4 separate regions of the Homo sapiens genome follow, and all the other regions are linked to region 4. Evidence: chromatin loops called from intact Hi-C (ENCODE). Cell type or tissue: sigmoid colon. All regions are shown on one strand.

The links. Hi-C counts contacts between places; a loop is a spot of excess contacts. Peaks named below come from ENCODE experiments on the same cell type or tissue, not always from the same donor. Only the 100,000 strongest peaks of a DNase experiment are listed, where the experiment ranks them.
Region 1: it touches region 4 in a loop (4-fold over the local background); 2 of 110 quality-filtered maps call a loop at or near these places.
Region 2: it touches region 4 in a loop (5-fold over the local background); 3 of 110 quality-filtered maps call a loop at or near these places.
Region 3: it touches region 4 in a loop (13-fold over the local background); 2 of 110 quality-filtered maps call a loop at or near these places.

Annotation. Positions count from the first base shown.
Region 1 is chr1:59,148,871-59,152,870 of GRCh38, forward strand. No RefSeq gene overlaps it. Among named protein-coding and RNA genes, the nearest start is that of HSD52, 4.1 kb to the left of the region's middle. In sigmoid colon, no CTCF peak of the experiment used is centred here; a DNase peak (open chromatin) is centred at 2,351; H3K4me3 peaks cover 843 bases; H3K27ac peaks cover 1,547 bases.
Region 2 is chr1:59,509,451-59,513,450 of GRCh38, forward strand. It overlaps FGGY (FGGY carbohydrate kinase domain containing), which reads left to right. Exons shown (of 16, transcript NM_018291.5): 7 at 2,861-2,989. Among named protein-coding and RNA genes, the nearest start is that of FGGY, 210 kb to the left of the region's middle. RefSeq lists a silencer at 2,574-2,774. In sigmoid colon, no CTCF peak of the experiment used is centred here; no DNase peak of the experiment used is centred here.
Region 3 is chr1:59,599,116-59,603,115 of GRCh38, forward strand. The region is part of intron 8 of FGGY (FGGY carbohydrate kinase domain containing); the gene reads left to right. Among named protein-coding and RNA genes, the nearest start is that of MIR4711, 130 kb to the right of the region's middle. In sigmoid colon, no CTCF peak of the experiment used is centred here; a DNase peak (open chromatin) is centred at 2,226.
Region 4 is chr1:59,445,110-59,449,109 of GRCh38, forward strand. The region is part of intron 5 of FGGY (FGGY carbohydrate kinase domain containing); the gene reads left to right. Among named protein-coding and RNA genes, the nearest start is that of FGGY, 150 kb to the left of the region's middle. In sigmoid colon, no CTCF peak of the experiment used is centred here; DNase peaks (open chromatin) are centred at 182 and 1,712.

The DNA.
Region 1 (4,000 bases), 300 kb before region 4:
TTATAGCCCACCTCAATTCAGCCTAGCCACATTTCAAATGTGTCATAGCCTCATGTAGCTAAGGATTACCTGGCCAGCACAGTCCTAGGATACTCATGTTCCTCCCCAACTCCCTCTCCTTAATATAATTTCTGCTTCCAGACTGAGCTGACACTTCCTTCAAGAAGCCTTCCTTGATTTCTCTACTTCCTTCGTATGCCTATGAGAATGAAATGAGTTAATATATGTACATTGCCTAGGATAGGTACTGGCACATAGTAAACAATGGAAGTGTAGCTATCATTATAATACCATTTACTACGGTTGTAATAAACTGATCAGTTGTGTAACTATTACTTCACATTTTTCTCTCCCTGTTATGCTCAATGGTCCACAAGGAGAAAGGACCCTGCCTGCCTGTCTTTTTCGTTGCTCTTTTCTTGGGACCTGGGTCTGGCACAAACAGATGAATATTCAATATAAATGTATTGAATGAATGAATGAATATAAGGAAGTATGCTTGGGGTTAAGCTTAAGCATTCTAATTCTAATGTTGCAATGGATTAAAATCATAATCCTGGATGACAATGGTATCAGATTCCATGTTTATAGAGGTTCAAACTAGATCCTAAAGAGAAATGAAATCTGGTCTCACAAAGGGAAAGAAAAAAAAAAAAGACAAAAACAGGATGGTGTGGCAGAAAGGGCCCAGACTTTGAATTCAGATACACCTGGGTCTGAAGGCCTGCCACCTCACCTACTATTTGTATGGCTTTGGAGATGTTACTCAACTTCTCCAAGTCTCAGTTTTCCCATCTGTAAAATGGGATCTGAGCATCTCGTTGCGTTATGTACCTACATGTACAGTAAGTTTGTAAGTGGCAACAACACAGGCCCTAATCTCGGCTCAGCCACACTCAGTGAGGCTACTTAAGCTTTCTGTACCTACTGTGTGTGTGTGTGTGTGTGTGTGTGCGCGTGTGTATTCTTTTAGTAGTTAATGAGATATGATACTTTACATGTAATATTTTCTTTAATTTTCATTCAACAGCATGTGATCTTTCTTTTTTTCACTCCACCTTTCCCCCATCAAATGAGGAAGGAAAGCTCAAGCAGTTTACTATTTTGGGAAAATTGTGCCATCGTGCTTAGTACATAGTGTGTATCAGACTTAAGAAAAGGACAAGAATGAAACTATTAAAAAAATTTCTCCAACTGGCAATTAAAAGACAATGGGAAAACTGCTTCTATGTTTAAGAAAAAATAATTTAACTCTTAATTTTATTGCCACTTATCTACTTTTGACCATATATTGAGGATTCCCCCCCACCTTCCACCACCAGTGGAACTGGGGAATAAAACAACAAAGATTGAAGATGTAATGGAGAAAAGAGTGGAAACAACCCAAGACAGTGATGAAGGGGAATCTCATGAAATCATCTGTGTTGCAAATCTAGAGAGGTATGATGTACCACAGTGGAGTAACTGGATGGATGGAATTCACCTAAAAGGAGATATTCAGGGAAAAACAAAACAAACAAAAAACAAAAACAAAAACAAAAAACGCTCAAACTATTACACTAGGTTATATATATACATATATATTTTTTTTCTTTTTCTCTTCCTATTTTCCTTTTCCATTTTACGTGTTTCAAATTTACAAATAAAAATTGTAGATATTAAAAAAAAAAAGAAAGAAAGGCCCTTGGGGAAAACTGTAAAACTTGCCACTTTAGTCTCCACACCCTTTCAGCCTTCTTCAGCCTTCTTCCAGAAAGCCCTCTCTTGTGCCATGTTGGTTCCTGGAATTTTCTTCTCTCTCTAGTTCTCATAGATGAAGTAGTTCCCAACCACAGTCTATGAATTTTGCTGCTTGTTGAAGAGGAATGCCAGACACCTAAAAAGGGTTGGCACTTGCAGCTCAGCAATCTCAAAGCTCTCCATAGAGTTAAAAGCACTCTGCTACAGGGCTTTTTCCATTACATCCTTAATGTCCATTAATGCATTTTCCCCACTAGACCCCTGAATGTTATGGGCAGATATAGCCCATGTCTATCTCTGGATCTGAGCCCTTAGCAATCAGCTGCACACACAGTAGGTGTGGCTAAACCTGTGCTAAATGCATATGTGAATGCATGATGCATAAGTGACTGTGATTGCTTCCCCACCAAAATGCACAGAAGACTGACAGATGTGTGCGGTGAGAAGCTAGAATGGGAGGAGGTTGGTTGCTTGTTTAAAAATGAAACTGAACAGGCTGAGAAGCTTACTCACGCATCTGCTTTCCTTCAGTGTCCTCTGGGGAGGAAGGGGAGGGAGAGGGGGAGTTGGGAGCCTAGGAGGGCTGACAAGGTGCCCTCTTCAGCACTGAGTCAGCAACACCCGGCCCTGTGGACACAGGATGATCCTGATTTCAGGGGCTGAGTCACATGAATAACTGGAATAGTTGTTTAGATCATAATGAATTCCCAGAACCTTTCCAAGCCAACCAGCAGGCACAGGCTCTCTCCCTACCCGCAGCACTTTCCAGCTTTGTGACTTAGCGGAAAGAAAGAGGCCGAGCCTGGATCCTGGGAGAGGACAGGCTGCAAGGGAGTAGGGCACAGGGATCCTCACCGCTTCCATTGCCAAGCACTGCAGGTTGTTTCTGGACCTTTTTGTGTTTCAAGGAAGATGCTGAAAGAGACTGGCATTGCAGGCATGAATCCTGCACAGAGTGCACAGCTGTTGTGTTGCCGGGCAAATGTATGGGCCAGGGCCCTGGCACCTTACAGTGAGTGGTTAGGGTGTCAGTGATACTAAATGCCCTGGGAGTCCAGGAAAATATCCTCTGTGAAATGTCATTAGAGGTCTGTGTACCTTGGATGAAACAAGATATCTAAACTCTAGCCCTAGAAGAAACTGTATATGAGAGGGGGACGGCTAGCCTCCAAGGGATTTGGGAATGATGCATGATTCTACAGGTTGCATCTTCTAAGCTGCAAGTCAAGAGCTCAGCATCTCCCAGAAATGCCTGTTCTGAGCTCCATGGAAGTCCTACGTGAGTGCCTTGTCCAAAATATTGGCTCAGTTCAAAGTTTATGTCTCAGTGTTTCCTTCCTGAGAGTATCCAAAGAAGATCTCAGCCTTCTGTGATTTTGCTCTCCCCTCCTTGATATCACATCCACTATGAATGTCTCACCCAGGCCAGTGAACAGACCCTATTGCCACATTATTCATGTTTATGTTTGCTCTAGGGCAGTGGTTATCAAGCTTGAGCACACATCAGAATCATCTGGAAGACTTATTAACACAGATTTCTGGGTCCCACTCCCAGAGTTTCTGATTTAGTAGGTCTGGGATAGGCCCTACATTCCCAATAATACCCAGGAGATGCTGATTCTGCTGGCTCCAGGATCACACTTTGAGAACCCCTGCTCTAAAGCAATGTTCACAAGTGTATTTTTAGATCAAAGACCCATTGGAGAATCTGTCGAAAAGCTTTTCTACCACTTCCCAGTAAATAATACACAAATGCTAAAAAATCATTAAAATTTCTTTACAATTTCAGGGTTCACTAGATTTGCAGAAATTCATCCATGAACTTCTGGGTTAAAAATGAAAACTTCTGATTCTGGCCCAAACCAGAATTAATAAGTGGGATGAAGATTCATAAGGTATAGGAAAGCAGATTTTAACATTAATCAGAGGAACTGATTGAGCAAAGTAAGCATTTGTTTTGTAAAACTAGACTACCTGGTTTCAAATCCTGGTTCTGCCATTTGCCAGCTGTGAGCTGTGCTGCAGTTTTTGCATATGTAGACTTGGAATGACAATAGAACCTACTTAGTTCGTACATGCAAAGTGCATAGAATAGAGTCTGGTGCATAGTATAAAAGCAATAATTGTTCCCAATTTCTTTAGCTTGATTGACTCCTATTGAGTCAACTTCCTGATATATTCCAGGACTTCTCTACATCATCCCAGCATCCAGAGATCTAGTTTAGGTACTATGTCTAGTCTACTATATGGCAATATCCTC
Region 2 (4,000 bases), 64 kb after region 4:
CAGTGGGCTTCATGATTAAGTTCAAACACTTAAGTATGGATTACAAGGCCCTGCATCCACTGCCCCATCTGCCTCCCCAGCTTCCTCTGTCCTTCAACACCCACCCCCTACCAGTTCACACCCCAGCCTATGTTCCAATTTACCTAGCCCTTTTGATAGTTCCCTTAGGGGCCCCTTCTCCCTTTTTTCTGTCCTTGCTCAAGACGCATCCTCTGCTGATGAAGCTCCCTGTGGTCCTATAGCCTATAATTAGACCCAGATCTCCTGTCTGCATGCCCAGGACTCTCTCTGCCTCGCAGTGGTCTGCAGCCTCATGTTCTGAGCCTAGAGGACATAGAATCAAATTAAGCTCCTTTACCAGCTAAGGTTTCTTCCTAAATTACTATAGAGAAAACTTGGAAGAGTGCCCCACCCTGCTAATCCTGTCTAGAACCTTTTTTATAAAAATTACACCTTTTATGTTTGTGGAGATTGGGGGTGAAGGTGGAACAGAATTTCCATTTTGACCTTCCTATGAAAACCATTTTTAAAAAATCTCAATTTAGTAGGCAAGATTTCTAAACGGTGCTCCTTTTTCTTTTTCTTTTTTCTTTTTTTTTTTTTTTAACATACATAATGCTTGTTCTAAAAATACTTCTCTTGATCCTTTCATCCATTCAGAACCCATTTTTAAACAACTTTTACTCCAAAAGGTAATGTAATGAATAAGAGCAGAGGTGTGGATATCAGTCAGAGTAGAACCCATGGCCTGTCTTCAGCTCTTAGGCTGTCTCTAGGGTGTTTATTTTTCTTCTGTAAACCACAATTTTCCCATCTGTCTGTAAAATGGGGGTAGTATGGGTCCTATTGTACCCTTCACAGAGGGTTAATATGAAAATGAAATGAGAAAATGCATGCTATGTCCTTAGTGCAGTCCCTAGCATGAAAGTGCTCAGCAAACTGGAGTGCAGTCTCTCCTGTGTTAGATACTAGCCATAGTGACATAATTAAGATATTGTCCAGAACCGTATTATACAAAGCCAAGGACACTGCTCTCTTCCAGGTTTCTGCTACTTTGGCATTTGAAACAGAATAAGATTTTCCTGTTCTCTGCCCCATCCTTTGAGCATCTTATACTTATCCTCCAGACCATCAGTGTCCAATAGAAATATAATATGAGCCACATATGTAATCTTAAATTTTTTAGTAGCCATGCTGAAGAAAGTGATACTAATTTTTAATGTATCTTATTTAACTTAGTATATTCAAATTATTATTTTAACATGGAATTGATATAAAAATTATTGAGGTATTTTACATTCATTTTTCCAGATGAAATCTTTGATATCTGGTGTGTATTTTCCGCTTAACACCTCTCAATTCAGACGCTAGATTTTTGTTGGAAATACTTGATTTAGATTTCTTAAATTAATCTAGAAAAAGTAGATTCGCATACCCAAGTTGTTCCGAACATACTTAAAAGTTTTTCAGTAACTGAATTTAATATCAGTTTTTAAGTTGAAGTTAAAACTAAATAAAACTAAATAAAATGAAGAATTTAGTCCCTGAGTTACTCTAGCCATACTTCAAGTGCTCAGCCCACATGTGACTAGTGGCTGCCATATTGGACAGCAGAGTTCTTCTAGAAGTCACTGCAGAGGTTTCAGTCTTACTCTTCTTAGCTAAACTTGTTTTCATATTCAATTGTAGATAGAAGCTCTTAAAATGGATAAAAATGGTGTCGTCAAAGTGCTTTGGTTCCATTTAGAGGAGGTTGGTTAAGCTGTTCACTCTCTGACCCCTCTCCCAACCTCCACCCTCACCTCTACCCCCAGAGGTCCTGGAGCACCTCTGCCCAGTCCTTGAGCTCCATGGAACAATTAACAAGTGGCATCTTAGCACTCAAAAATTGCTGATTATGCACCCAGATTCTATCTTGGGGCTCAAAGGGGTCTTAATATATCTATGAGTCAACTCCTAGCCCCTCCCTGCAGTGCAGAAATACTATAGAATCCTTGGGGGATGAGAGAGGGCTCGGGCTCTGTTTAACACCTAGGAGCAGATGGATCATTTCATTCTATTCTGTCTTACGTGGTTCTCTGGGTTCTTATCTTGTCTTCCTAACTAGGTTGGGGGCAAGGACTGCTTTTCACAGCCCCACAGCACCCACACAAAGCAAGACAATCAATTCTTAACTGAAGGCCTGACTGCAAGAATTCAAGGTCACTTGAAAAATCAGGGTCACTGCATTGCACAACTCCAAAGAACATCATTCAAATTGTATTATATGATTGTGCAAGTGGCAGCCTTGTAAAATTTGCAAAGGTTTAGACTGGAATATTTTTTCCAGCTGAGAAAAACTTTTTAACTAATTATTTGTTGGTACAAAGTACACCTTTTTCCTCTTATCCTCTGCCAGGAAGCAACTGAAAGAGTAAGTTTTCTTGACTTAGGAATATACGTTCATTAGAGAGGGTGTATGGATGTGTGAACATGTGGGTTTACGTGCGTTTAAGTAGGTTAGTAGATCTGCTGTGTTAGGAAGCCCATTTGGAATGGTTTGAGCATTTAAACCTTGTATTTAAGAGGCTACTGTGTTTATATTCCTTTTGAAATTTCCCATTTTCAGAATCTTTATCTGGTTTGAATGATGCTTTAGAGTTCCTTGTTTGTAAAGCTCCACAAAGCATGACCCATAGGTACCAAGCACGTACACTAAAGTCACTGGATGAGCAAAGGGACTCTTGATGACTGCATGGTTTTTATCTTTGCAAATGCAGAGGAGGGAGGAGAGAGCAAAGAGTTTCTCTTAAAAAAAACCCTCTGTTTACTTTTGTGTTTTTCAAACTGATGGTGTTTGTTTTTTCTCATGTCTACCCAGGAAACCAAGTGCTACCTCCTGGAGCTTCTCTTGGAAATGGGCTCACACCAGAGGCAGCAAGAGACCTTGGCCTTCTCCCTGGGATTGCGGTCGCAGCTTCACTCATTGATGCCCATGCAGGAGGACTAGGTAATCTCTTATTTGTTGCCTACAGCCAAAACCGTATTCAAATGGAATATTCCCTAGAACCGAAGACACTCCTTTTCTGTTTTTAAAGCAAAGGTCAAGGACTTTGGTGTTTCAGGATATAATAATGAAAAGCCTTTTTACAGCTAGGCATTTGGATAGAATTACAGAACTTTTCATTAATGATAAAATTTATTTATAATTGTATTAATTTCTTTATACATGGCAATAGAAAAAAATGTATTTGAATAACTTTCTGCATAGTTCTTTTGTTTACTGAAAATTCAAAAAAGATATGTTAATTTCTTGCCACACTTAGCTCTACTGTTTTTTTGTAAGGTACTCCAAAACCCTTATAAGTCTCTTAGATTTATTTTAATAATATATTTGGCTTATGTCCTGTATCCAGTTCCTTGGCTGCAGTCTTGATTTTATCTTGTACATAACTCTCAAGTCTTTCATTCATGTATTCATTTGTTCATTCATAAAACACCCGTTGAACACTTACCATGTCCAGGCATGGTGCTAGAAGACAGTGAACTTAAAACAAAACCAAATAAAACCAAAGTCTCTTCCCCAGCTTTTAATGGGAAAACACACAGGGAAACAAAGAATTACAGTAAAGAATGATGACTTCCTCATCCTTATTGCAGGTTGTGTGTGTTTTTTGCAGGGGAAGTTGTTCTGGTTCTCAGCATCTCTCATCTCAACTGTAGCCATATATTTTTTTCCTAGCCTTTCATTCTAACAATGTTTTGTTTTAAACTATGATTTATAATTCATGAGATCAATTTAGCAGGACATGACCACTGAATTTGCACAACAGAATGGAACAGAATTGAATAGAACAAAGTGGAAAACATCAGAGTACATTTCACAAAGTAAGGGAAGGCACTGCTTTGTGGAGCTGTGTTTCCATTCTGTGTGTGTATACTTTCAGACACTTCCATACTCTGCCCATGCATTTACACCTCTGTGACTTGGCACACATGTTCTTTGTCCAGAATGATTGGT
Region 3 (4,000 bases), 150 kb after region 4:
GTTTTTGAGACGGAGTCTCACCCTGTCGCCCAGGATAGAGTGCAGTGGCACGATCTTGGCTTACTGTAACCTCCACCTCCTGGGTTCAAGTGATTCTCCTGCTTCAGCCTCCCAAGTAGTTGGTACTACAGGCACGTGCCACCACACCTAGCTAATTTTTGTATTTTTAGTAGAGCCAGGGTTTCACCATGTCAGCCAGGCTGGTCTCAGAACTCCTGACCTCCCAGTGATCTGCTGGCCTTAGCCTCCCAAAGTGCTGGGTTATGCATGTTCTTAAAAGAATATGAATAAGTAAGTGGCTGGGTGCAGTGGCTCATGCCTGTAATCCCAGCACTTTGGGAGGCCGAGACGGGCGGATCACTTGAGGTCAGGAGTTCAAGACCACCTGGCCAACACTGGTGAAACCCATCTCTACTAAAAATATAAACATTAGCTGGGCGTGGTGGCATGTGCCTGTAATCCCAGCTACTTGGGAGGCTGAGGCAGGAGAATCACTTGAACCCAGGAGGCAGAGGTTGCAGTGAGCCGAGATTTTGCCACTTCACTTCAGCTGGGGGACAGAGCAAGACTCAAAAAAAAAAAAAAAAAAAAAGGAATATGTATAAGTTAGCTAGGGGAAAGCGAGAGGGAGTGCCCTCTAATCAGTGAGACAAGAATTTATGAACACTAAGAGTTGAGAAAGAAAATGGCACAAGGGGAATTTCAGGTTCACTTAAGTCTGAGGCCTAGCTTATGATGGGCTTGGTGCAATAAAAATGATGGGGGCAGAGGATTGGGAAATGATAACATAGGGGATTTCAGGAGACAAAAAGGTAAAAGCTACATCAGACAGTCCCATATGTCGTGGCAAGCTGCTCAAGGACTTTAGTAAGGAGAATGATAGAATTAAATTTGTGTATTAGAAAGATCATTGTGGTGGAGGTATGAAAGATTCTCTGAGTGACGCTTAAGAGAGTACAGGATGGAGGACACTATTTGGGTCAGGGAAACGAGTTTAATCCAGTTTCATCACCCTTGTAATAATCCAAGCAAGAAATGATGAAGGGCTGGACTAACGTAGTGGCAATAGTTGGAAACAGGAAGACTTGTGTTTGAAAAATATTTGACAGAGCACCGTGACCTACTGTGGGGCAGATGAGAGCGATGAATGATCAGGAAGTCAAGAATGGTATCCTGAGACAGAGATACTTCTGACATGTCAAAAATATAACGTGCCATCCTTCATCCCAGAGCTACAGAACAAGACATGTCGATTAGCCATCCAGGTCAAAGGTTCCATGTGGAGCTCAGGAGCAAGGCCTGAGTGTGGGATAAAAATTGTCATTGCACACATAGGACTGGATGAGCTGACCCTAAGAGATGTAGGCAGTGAGATGAACATAGGAGAGAATCCAGGAGGGAAGAGAAAGAAGAGCCTACCAAAGAGACGAAGCTAATAATGAGTAGAGGCTGGACCTGCACCCAGCTCTTTGGACACCAAACTTTTCCACCGTCCCAGAAAGTTGCAGAATTAAGCCATCTGTGGCTTAACATGCCTTGAGAGCATACTGTGTCCTAGGATCTTTATACACATTACCCCATCTAGGACTTAGACACAGCTCTGTGGTTAATGAGATGATCCCCATCGACAGATAAGGAAACTGAGTCTCAGGTCAGCAAATGACCTAACCAGAAATATCCAAGTTTGTCAGACTCCTAAGTCTGTGCTCATGTTACTAAACCATGTTTCTGCCTTTAAGATAAGATATGGCTCCTCACTATTTCCTGGGAGAGGCAGACATTAACAGCTATTTACAATTCAATCTGAGAAATGTAGAAATAAAGGTGAATGCTGAGAGCCCCCATTCATAAACAAAATTCTCTATGCTTTTTTTTTTTTTTTTTTGTACCATGTGGTGATCTAGGAGTTGGCTGGATTGTGTATAAATGGTTTTTCTCTAGTAAGACGATAGCACCGTCCATTTGGAGGGTGAGATGAGCCACCATGGAAATACCCGGTCCCACACATGCCTGTGGCTACCCTCTAAAATTCCCAACCTGGCCGGAGGCACTCAAAACAAAACCTCCTGTTCCCTCCCAGGACGACTGGCGCCTGGAGCCTGCCTTTTGCCCCTGCCAGAGGCTTAGGCCAGCCTCGGAGTGATGGCGTTGCAGGGAGGCAGAACAAACGGAGCTGGAGCAGCTCCCCACTCTGAGCCCAGTCATCTCTCCCAGAAGAGGTGTGAGCAGGCTTCTGGGCTTTGTCACCACAGGGAAACTCGGCTGACGGGCACATTGCCTTAGATGAAACTAAGCCAATGGCATGCACTCATGGAGCCAGCTTGAGCATAGACAAAAAGAGAGGCAGGAGCACATGGAAAGAGGCTTCTAATCCCAGCTCCATCATTTCTGATCTTTATGATCCTGGGCAATTTGCTTACCCTCTTCATGCCTGTGTCTTCAGCTATAATATGGGCTGACTGTGTTTGACTCTATAGACTGTCAGGGTAACTCTAAGTCTGAATGCAAATGTACACCTACAAGTCACTTGATATCTGAGTTATGCCCCAGCCCATACTGAATTCCAAGTCCCCCTAGATTATAAACTTCGGGAGGACGGAGACTACATCACTTATTGGCTCTGATGTCTGTCTTTCTATATCTTTTCATGTTTAAAACAGTAGTTTGAAATCAGTGTGTATCCAATAATATTTACTGAATACTTAATCAGCTAATGTAAGATGTTTTAGATAGTAGCCATTAAATACAACTCATGAAGTTGACAGAAAAACCCACAATAATCTTGGCCACAGGTTATGGAGCAAAGCAAGTACTAGGGGTACTACCAACAGAGCAAAGTAAGTACTTCAAGAAGCCCCAGGAGTTAGCCCAAGACAATCCCATGAAGCCCAGGCCATGTGAGGGCAGAGTCTGTGTTGAAATAGCTAGCTGAAGAGTTCTGATTGACCAGCTGGGCTAGAACAACTCAGCTTCATGAAATCTTAGAAAACCTCAAAGACAAAAGAGATATTAAATATTTCTAGTCCAATCAATTGATTTTATAGCTAAGGAGAGTTAGTTATAGAGAGAGAAATAAGTTGGTGGTTCATAATTTGGATCCTGAAAGCCCTCCTCTTCTATTTACTAGCTATTTGACCTCCTGCAGCTTCTATTTCCTCATCTGTGAAGTAAATATAATAATAGGACCTCTCTCATTGGGTTGTCATGAGTGTTAAATGTGATAATATATGTGAAGAACCTAGAAGAGTCTGTAGCATATGATAAATGCAAATAACTCTTAGCAATGACTATTTTATTATTTCTATATGATTTATTATTATAATTGTTAACTGATTTAAAGGCTCATTTCAGTGGGTTTTTTCCCCAACCATAATTGTTTTAAAATTGGATTTTTGAGAATCAGTAGGATCTGTTGATGCAAAACTATACCCATCCTTCAAACCATGCGATCTTTTATTTAAAGTAAAATGCAGAACTTTATATGGGGCCCCCTGAAATCAAAATGTGTTTACAGCTTCATGACTCTGAGCCTTGTCTACATGACTGTTTCTGCCCGGGCTGCCCTTCCTCTCTGCCCAAGCAAGTATGTCCTCCTCGTTCAAAGCCTTGCTTCAAGGTGGCCATCTCTGTGAAATGCTCACTCTTTTCCCAGGCAGTGAGTTATTCCTTCCTTTGGGCTCGTACTGCACTCCTCTCTTACCTTTTTGTAGCACTTGCCATGTTTTGTTGTTATTTTTTTATTTCTACCTGGCTGCCCTGTCAGATTAGGAACTCCCTGAGGTAAGCGACCATGCCACTTCATTAGTAGTAGTAGTAATAGTAATAGTAATATTTTGCCTTATTGTTATAGCTTTATTGAGCTCAGTGTCTGACATACAGTATGCAACCAAAGTTTTTATTACTGTTTTTGAAGTTTTTATAATGATATTTATATCAGACACAAAGAGTACACCAGATGTCTAAGTACAGTTTAAACAAAATACCAAAATGAACACCAGTA
Region 4 (4,000 bases):
AAGAGCCTAATAAATATTTTTGGAAGGAGGGAGAGAAAGAGGGAGGAGGGAAATAAATGGCTCTTTTGCTCCTTTTCTTCATGCCAGGGCAACACTCAGCTTCTGAGGTATGCACAGCAAGGATCTTGCTGAGATGGGTGTGGCCACTTGCTTGCCTCACTTCCAGCCCTGGGCACATGCAGTTCTTTCTACCTGGTGCAGTCCTCTTCCTCCCTGCTCTGGCACTTGCCTCTGCTTCCACTTCTGCTGCTGCTTCTTTTTCTAGTCTCCTGCAGCCTAATCATCCTCTTGACACATTCTTTCTTTAACCATCTGAATGCCTTCAGTATGGTTCCTGTGAGCTCTGAATGTTCTGGAAGCCATTGTTTTGTTTTGATAATTTTGAATATTTTACTCTTGCTCATTATGGATTAACTTTACAGCTGAACTCTCAAAACCAGACTTCATTTTCCCAACTTGAGAGAACATCTCATTGTTGTCCCTGTGTCCTTGCCTATGGCACACATCTCCCGAACACCCTTTTTTACCAGAACATCCTCACAGCAAACCTAAGGCAGCTAACTGCTTTCTACAGCTCTGTGTTTCTTGACCTCTTCCATCTGTTTTATTTTCATATTTTTCCTTTGTTAAAAAAAGGAGATAACAGACAAGAAAAACACGAGAAATTAAATACCTCAAAATTACTGTACATTTTCACTTGGAGTAACCAGTCTTTGTAATGTTTTGTAAATATCTTTCCCTGAGTGGGCCTGAATAAGCATGTAGTTAACAAGCATGGACTTTTAATTGATCAGGGCAGGTTTTGAACTTCTGTCCTGCTCTTTCCTAATGATACAACCTCCAATGACTTAACTTCTGAGCCTCAGTATTCTCTTCTGTGAAATGGAAATACTAATAATAGTATCCTCACAAGTTTGTTGTGATATTCAGTAACCCACATAAAATTTCTATGCATAATGCCTGGCGTATAATAGGCACTAAGTAAGCTGTCACTTGTTTTCTTTACTTTCCTGCTTTCTCTCATATTGCCTCTAATTAGTACCGTCCTTATTTTTTAGGGGACAGATCCAAATCCGTGAATCCAGGGGCTTCATCACGATCTTGGAATATTTTGGTGGCAACTTTAAGATCTTTTGTTTTCTGACTCTTAGATCTCTTTCTTTTGGTGGCATGGGAAAATTCCCTCAACTCGATTATTTATTCAGTTCTTTCATGCTCCCCATATTGTCATGGCCACGTTTGAATCATGTTATCGGCAAGTCTGACCGAAAAAGCAATTTAATATTGCCCTGTGTTGCATCATTGCATATATTATTTCAGCCTGTCACGGGCCTGTCAGCAAGTCTTGATGAAGTACAGAGCCAATAGTAACAGGCCTGAAATCTGACAGCTCTTTAACAGAAGCTGCTCCGATTGGTGCAGTGGTATTTCTTCAGAAATTAAGGCCTTCTTGGTCTCTTTGTTGATACAATTAGCAATCCAATCTGAGTCATTTTATCTCCCAATGAGCTGTATCTTCAGGGCTGGTAATTCAGTCTGTTGCATGGCTTGGAAAAACAGAGCCATCAGAGGCCTGTGATGTACCAAAGGCTGCAGCCAGGAATATCTTGGTAATTTATCCCCACTCTCAGCTCTAATTATTCTGTTCTTCACTGGCTGGTTCGATTGAGACTCTCCAGGTTCAGCCTTCCCTAAGCAGAGAACAAAAGGTTTCCCTTGAAAGTTGGGGCCTGGCAATGTCAGTACAGTGAGCTGCGTATAAATAATGCAGCAGTGCCGGCTTCATTTTTATAAAATCTTGGTGGAGAAATGCATGAGAATGATCAGGCCCCTGGAACTCAGCAGGCATGTGCTTTTGATGTGCGCCTTGCTCTGAGTAAAAGCAGGAGAATAAAAAGTTCTTGTTTGTGCTGAGGCTACTTCATGGTCTCTGGCTCGGATTTTGGTGACCCTTTCGCTTTGTTTCTGATAGAGTCTGGAGGCTCCTACCTAACTAGGAAAACTCTGATATGTATATAGAGGGAAATACCTTCAGTAACTATTTTCTGATTGAAACTAAAGATGATGAAAATAAAGATGGTGATTATAGTAGCTTTACTTATATTAGCTTTACTTACATTCCCTCATTTTAATCTTCCTAAGGTTAGAGTTATCTGGCTAGGCTATTTTCTCTATACCTTCTGCTCTCCCAATTAGCCTTATATCTTTTCTTTTTTCTGGTCAGATTCCCCAAAAATAAATATTCAGGGTGTGAACCTAGCAGCCAAAGCTCTGGGAGCTGAGTCGGGGAAAGGAGCTTGAGGGCTGGCCTGCAAAAAAGCAGATACTGAATCAGTCTCTTTTTGTCAAGATACTCTACCCTTACCTGGACCTTTTATCGCACCCTATCTAAGGGTGGATGCTATGGTTTGGCTGTGTCCCCACCCAAGTCTCACCTTGAATTGTAGCTCTGGTAATTCCCATGTGTTATGGGAGGGACCCAGTGGGAGATAATTGAATCATGGGGCTGTTTCTCCTCCTGCTGTTCTTATGGTAGTGAATAAGTCTCACAAGATCAGATGGTTTTATAAGGGGGAAACCCCTTTCACTTGGTTCTCCTCCTCTCTTGTCTGCTGCCATATAAGACGTGCCTTTTACCTTCCACCATGATGGTGTGGCCTCCCCAGCCACGTGGAACCATGAGTTTATTAAACCTCTTTTTCTTTATAAATTACCCAGTCTCAGGTATGTCTTTATCAGCAGTGTGAAAATGGACTAATACATTGGACCTTAGTACTTTTCTTCCGTAGTGTGGGAGAAGTAGTACCCTGGTTGCTAATAGTGAGGTCACATGGGATCTAATTACTTCCTAAACATACTTTTTGTACCATCTGCTGTTTTTAGCCTCATTTTTATCCTCACTTTCAGGGGTGGTGAGCACCACCACCTCCTGAACTTTTTGGGTCTCTGTAGGGTAATCATTTTGCTTCTGGGTTTTTCCTGCTGCTATTTAGGTTTTACCTTTCTCAAGTCTACCAAGAGAGTTACTACTACCATGGTTTTTGGCTTTTAGATTTTCGATGCTGTCATCTTCTATCCTGTTCTCATTGTGGGTTTTTGCCTCTTTGAAACATTCTTGTACAACCATTTTGTTGGAATTTTTAAAGGGCACAGAGTTCAACACGTGTAGTCAATCTGGCATCTTTAATCAGAAGCCTCTTTTTGTTTTTGTACTTTTTGAAATAGGAAAGAAGGTCTGCTAGAGATCTGGCATGCATTTGTGTCTTGGGCAGTAGGTGGTGGGAGGAATGTGAGGTAGGCAAAACCAGGAGAGCATTGTTGGAAGGCTCTCCTGGTTCCATTGAGGTTAATGGTCTATGCAAGGAACCCAGTGTTCTGCTTCATGCACTCCAGGAGTCTAACTTTTGTCTCTTCTCCAGCCTGCATACAGAGCAGTATCTAAAGATCTAGGCTTTATAATAGAAGCCATTAAAAAATGATTAGGAACCTGAAAGCTTCCTTCTATAACTGAGATCTGAAGGTTTTTATTCATTCACTTAATTAACATGCATTGTGCTCTCAAAATTTGCCAGAGTAGCATTGTGCTTATTCATCCATATAACTGGATGAAAAAGGCAGATATGGACCCTGCTGTGGGAGGTTGTGGCCTGACCTTATATACTGAAATTTCCAGAAGGCCAGATAGAGCATCAAGAAATAAAATAAAATAATAACATTCTTTTATGATAATGAGATAGATCCTTCAGTGCCTCCTGGTCTTCCCCACTCATACACACTCATGCCTAAAATAGTCCACGGTTCTGGACTCCTTTAGTGGGCCAGATCCTTTCATCACCATGGGCTGCTGAGACCACTGGAATTTCAGGCAAACCTATAAAACAGGGGCAGCTTTAGGTGACCACATTCTGTCATGAATCCTTGATTTCATATACAGTTTTTGCATTACATGTTTGCTAGTCCTAGGCCAAAACAAAAGGAGAAAAGATCTAATTTTAGCTGA